Regions from separate parts of the Mus musculus genome. Here region 1 is linked to region 2. A link is a loop called in an ENCODE intact Hi-C map of the cell type or tissue named here. Cell type or tissue: heart. All regions are shown on one strand. Links, peaks and the distances in the headings refer to the core of each region. The heading gives the core; the rest is flanking DNA. Region 1 holds the start of Cox18 (cytochrome c oxidase assembly protein 18). Region 2 overlaps Ankrd17 (ankyrin repeat domain 17).

Region 1 (2,918 bases), core at 117-2,616, 57 kb before region 2:
GTAATGCCTCCACAATAGACTATATAACCTACAAACCACATAATCCCTTTCCTCCCCCACTCAGCATTTGGTCAGGACAACCAAACTCACAGTTCTAGTCTCTGTTCCCTAGACCATATACAAATGTTGTTTACTGATCACACTTGTAATCGAAAACATTTAAGAAAACTCTATTAGATATTAGTTTGCTTAAAGTATCTTTGACCCCAGATTTAAATTCCTTGCCTGTACATCTATCTGCGTGATCTTGGCAACCATACTGAGTTAAACCAACTGCAACTTCTTGGTTATGGGTACCTGATGTTTTCTGTTTCTGGCTGTGCATAACCTGAAATCCTGATTCCCAGTATGTAGCATATCTAACAGCACCTCCTCCATAGGATTTCGAGTAAATGAAAACTGCATCCTGGTTCTTACTGTTCCATCCCTACATTTCCCAGGAGAGAGAAAACAGCATTCCAGTGTTAACACCTCACTGTGAATGCTTCCTGGCTCAATGCTGCTGCTCCCTTCCTGGCAATCCTCTGTGACTCAAATTAAAATCTTGACTTACCCCACCCCCACCCCCAGGCACAGCCATGGGGGAGGTAACGTTATACCAATTCCACTGAACAGAGTTCCTAAAAAGCCAACTCGAAGTTTCAATCCATCAGATACAGGGTAGTAGGTGGTAGGCCCAGAGGAAGAATTCATGTCTGGAAACTGCTAACTTAGTGATACCTTTCTAGTAATAAAGAGCAGTATCAATAGTGACAAATGATGCTGCAGACTCTTAAAATGTTTATGACCCTAATGTTTCAGGTTCCTCCGTGCCATTTCTTCTGAATATTGGTCTCAACCGAACATTTGGGAGGCACTTGTATTTCGAATAAATACTTGGTAGGTCGGGTGAACTGGAAGGTACTCGAGTCACCAACCATCATTTAACATGCAATGCTAACTAAATTATTTTAGCCTCCATGTTAACACTAGCAGGCAGGCAGCACGGGGACCGACGCCCCTCACCTTAGCCAGGATGTAGTGCTGATAGGCGGCCAGGGGCAGAGTGACAGCACCGCGCAGGGCAACGGTGCTGAGTATGATGTTGCTCCACCAGGGGAGGCCGGTAGCCTCCTGCGCGCCCAGCAGCACTTCCTCCGCGGTGCGCACCGGCGCCGACGCTGCCAGGGCCTCATACCAGCCACCTGGAGAGGCCGCAGACACCGAAGCGGCTGCCCATACCGGAAGGGCTGGGAGCCGCGCGCTGCTCCAGGCGGGCGGTGATCCCGGTGCCGGGAGCCGCAGGGTGGGCAGCGACCTGAGCCACCCGGCACACGACCGGCACAGCATGGTTACACGGAGCGGGCGGCCAACTAGAGCACTAGCACCAGGAGGTTGCGCGCATGCGCGAACCCGAGGCCACGCCTGACCTTCCCAGCCGAAAGCCCTGTCCAGTGTCGCGCTAGAGATGACGTAAGACTCCGCCTTTCCCACGCGGCAATGAGCCGCTTGAGGCTCTCTTAACTCCTTTCCTTGCTGGGGTGGAGTTCAGAGCGGGAACCGGAACTGCAGGGGTAGGCGGGGCGAGCAAACTGCCTTGCTGTTGAGTTTCAGTTTCCACTCAAGGAAATTGTGGCTTGAGTACTTTTTGTGACTCGGCTGTTTCCGCCCAAGGCGCGCAGCATCTATCTCCGTTTTCTCTACGCACTGCTGAAACACCTACTTTGGGAATAGTGTTTCTGGCTCGGTCAGTGTTAAGTCTGCGTCCTTTATCCCCCTAGGCAGCTCTACTTTATAATAAGACCTAAATGTCTTTATCTGTTCCGGTTAGCATTCTGTATTCCTTTATAAACAGAATGCAGAAATGCCGAGTGGTGGCGCACGCCTTTAATCCCAGCACTTGGGAGGCAGAGGCAGGCGAATTTCTGAGTTCGAGGCCAGCCTGGTCTACTGAGTGAGTTCCAGGACAGCCAGGGCTATAAAGAGAAACCCTGTCTCGAAAAACCAAAAAAAAAAAAAGAAAAGAAAAAAACGAAATAAATAAATAAGAAGAAGAATCACCATCATAATAAGGAGCAGGGAAAAATACTATTTTTCATTTTACAAAATGAATTCCATCAACAGCACAATTTTGCTTCAACGGTTAAATGGAATGCACAGGGCTTTTAACAACTGTGTGTTTTTCACATTCGTGTTCCTGTCAACAGAAAATAAATGGAACAACGAAGTGCCCACTCCTAGGGTAGGCCAAAGTGAATTGAGTTTTTAGAAACCTCTCCCATGTTTGGTAAAGCCAAACTGTGGACACTGTCCTCTACTTTATTGAACACCTACCAAAGCTGTCAGATAGCGTATTTTCTGAAACTTGGGTAACCTGCCTTTAGTTCCCATAGCATAATCCCTTTTAAAAACAGCTCACTTATCTCTTGCTAGTTTAAGAAACCACCGTATTTCCATAAAACTGTTAATATCCAGTAGGCCCTTCCAAGATGGCCTTAAGCCAGAGAAGTTACTTAAAAACAACTCCCCCAAGTCCCAACTTACCATACATGAGAACCTAGAATTAATTCTCAACACTGGGAAAGTAGGTAAATTTATTATGTGTAATAAATAAGCCTGTTATTTGTAGATCTATTGTTCACAAACCCTAAACCAAAAATTTCAAGCAGTTATTAAAATCTTTAACAATTTTTTTCTACAGCTACAGGTAACTGACAACCTCTTCTGATAAAACTGCACACCTGCATTCATGTCAAAGTAATGGAAATAAATTTAAAAACTAAACCCATATATTGTTATGTGAACTAAACTTCTTAATACTTATTTTGTGATGTTGCATATATGAGCATATTTAACTTTTTGTCTTCTTAATAATGTGCATATGACGTGTCTGTAAATCTAACACTAACCCTGAGGAGGAAACTCATGTGGTATCAGAG
Region 2 (2,918 bases), core at 310-2,809:
GACCTGAATCTACCTCAAGATTGCTGGTATTACAGGCACGAGCCACCGCACAGACTTAAGGATCAAATAATTTCATTGAAATTTTTTATCCTATATATGAATTTCAAAATCATATAAAATCTACAGCTCTTAAGATAGATTACATGTTTCTTTTGGACAGGCTTTCAAAAAAAAGAAATGGCTAAAAATGACCCTGAATGTCCACAACTGCTGACTCCACCTCCTCTGTACCAGGATTGTAAAACTGTTCCACTACAGGTGGAGTTATTGAGTCCTGGGGATCAAACCCAGGGTATATATGGATGCTATACAAGCTCTCTACCAATTGAGCTATATCCTTAGCCCTCACAAACTTTTTATTCTATGATTTTTAAATGGATTAAAAAATTAGCAAATTAATCCACATTCCAACTGGAATAATGTATTTTAGAGAACATAAAAAAACTACTTTTAATGTTTCAAATTAATTCTTTTCATCTCATCTAAAGTTTTGAAGAAAAAAACCCTCATTTCCTTTGGAGTACCTCTGAAACTGCTTTATCAAGAGTAAGTGCTCACCATTCCACCATGTACTACATAGATAAAAAGAAAAAGCTTTAAACATCTACATAGCTAAAGGAATTCTAGTATTAAGCTGTTTTTTTTTCCGTTTTCTTTTCTTTACATTTTAAAATTCAAATTAGAGAACAAAAACCACATGTTTGAAAAGTTAAAAGTGGGATTGGAAAAGTATATAGACAGAACAAAAGCATGTTTTAGGGGAAGTTAAACAAGTACCCAGTTTTGCTTTGGTGAGTATGGGAAATAAGGCAGGTTAAAGACTTAGCCAGCTAAGTACTGGGAAGAAATGAGAGAGTCCTAGGAGAAACCTAACAAATGAGACCTAAGGAATTAGGGGACAGTGCTGAGGGAAGAAGCCCAATTGAGGCTTCATTACACACGAAGCCCAACATAAGAGGTGAAAAGGATCTTTAGTCAACTCAAAGGACAAATACGATCAGAAGTTGTTCAAACAATCAGAATACAGAAAAGGGGTGTGTAAGAGTGCACACATGTATGTGCACAGCATGTGAATACGAATGAGATACTAGGTAGGAATGATCTGCAGGCAGACAGTAAGATTAATTCTGTTCTTTCTCTGCTAGGCACTTCTCTTTACCCACACAGAAGAGCATGATACAAAAGTAACCTTTTTAGAAAATAACAAATTTGTCGTAACTCTAAAATCTAATCTTCATTCAAGTAAAAAACAAAACAAAACAAAACAAAAACAACTTTTATAAAGGAAAAATCTTGAACACACAGACAGAAATTTTGGGAATAAATGAATCAATAGAAAATGCTGCTTTACAAACATCTGATGACTATCAGAATTAAAAATTTTTACATCAGCCCATGAACATCAGGTAAACTCTGATAGCACATTAAAAACAAATTTCCAACAGTCATTGGTATAGAACGACCAAGTCTTCATTTCATCAATAAATAACACTTAAAACTTAACTAAAACCCTTTGGTAACCTGAGATAATAAGGAATTACAATCTAACTTAATGGACATAGTATTAATTTATGCTACTATGCATGGTCATTCAATGTTAAAGTCTTTAAAGTTTATTAGATATCTAATCATGACTAGTTAGAGATGATTAACAGGGCTTTAAGTTTTGGAAAATCTTATACTGATAGATATTAAGATTGTTACAATTCTTATTATAAGTCACTACTAGCAATCTTACTGGTGTAGTTTTACTCTTAAGATTAACAGATTTTTTCTTTTTTAAAAAAATTTATTATAGTATCTAACTAAGTACACTGTAGCTGTCTTCAGACACACCAGAAGAGGGCGTCAGATCTCATTACAGATGGTTGTAAGCTATCATTTGGATTTGAACTCAGGACCTCTGGAAGAGCAGTCAGTGCTCTTAAACACTAAGCCATCTCTCCAGCCTCTAACAGATTTTCATATTACATATTGCTAAGAAAATTAAAAATAAAAGGATTGGGAAACTATAACAGTTTTTGAAATGCATATACTTGTTTTTCTCAGTTTCTTAATGTTATCTCAATCTAAACATCTAAACACTACACAGCATATTTTCTTTCAAGAAAGGAACCTTACAATAATGACTCCATCATAATAAATGTTTCTCAGAGTTTTCAAAGTAGAAATACTAAACAACCCAAGTAAAAACAAATAAATGTAAAAAATGGGAAAATAGCAGAAGAAACGTATCAAAATTCAACAACCATTTACTATTTATTTCTCCCTTCCTTATCAAGTTTTCTTCCTGAAGAAAAATTATTTCAGTTAGCATTCTTATAACCTATATCCTTATGAAATCTTATTCTACTCTGTTAAACAATTTACAAAATTGCAATCCCAAATAAGCAATATTAACACTCTTCTTAAAGTGCAGTCCTTGTTAAAATAGAATAAAATCTTACTGGCTACACATTTAAAAACATGTCATTTACCATGGGGAAAATATCTTCCCATAATACAGTCAGAAACAGACTATACATTAACATTCACAGGGGATAAAAATTACTGACATACAGTAAAATCAGACTCTACTTGTTTGATACTTTATTTATGTTGTCAAAGTGTCTGCTTTGATTGTTGTTTGCTTGTCTTTAGCCACCATGAAGCTTGGTACATTAGTATAAAAGTTTTGGGTTTTTGTTCAATCACAAGTAGACTTCCTAATATGTCCTACTACCTTTGTACCTAGATTTTTATCAATTTCCCTTTTATTGGTATGAATACAGAAGCAAAAATGCCAAAACCCAACCCGTGTTCTGAACTTAAAGTGGAAAAACAAAACCAAAAGTAAAAACCAAGATTCAACCCACTACTGAAAAACAGATTCCCAGCCATGACAGATTTGTTCATTTACAGTGTATGAGCTAATCTTT

Evidence for each region. Hi-C counts contacts between places; a loop is a spot of excess contacts. Peaks named below come from ENCODE experiments on the same cell type or tissue, not always from the same donor. Only the 100,000 strongest peaks of a DNase experiment are listed, where the experiment ranks them.
Region 1: a loop joins it to region 2, with 2.5 times the contacts of the local background. A loop is called at or near these places in 5 of 42 quality-filtered maps.

What each region holds. Positions count from the first base shown.
Region 1 is chr5:90,222,611-90,225,528 of GRCm38, forward strand. It overlaps Cox18 (cytochrome c oxidase assembly protein 18), which reads right to left and starts at 1,386. Exons shown (of 6, transcript NM_001033310.3): 1 at 1,006-1,386. The coding sequence starts at 1,329. In heart, for the core only: CTCF peaks have their summits at 1,110 and 1,565; a DNase peak (open chromatin) is centred at 1,461; H3K4me3 peaks cover 1,971 bases; H3K27ac peaks cover 1,628 bases.
Region 2 is chr5:90,279,699-90,282,616 of GRCm38, forward strand. All of the region lies in intron 15 of Ankrd17 (ankyrin repeat domain 17), which reads right to left. Among named protein-coding and RNA genes, the nearest start is that of Cox18, 57 kb to the left of the region's middle. In heart, for the core only: a CTCF peak has its summit at 1,830 (motif pointing right); no DNase peak of the experiment used is centred there.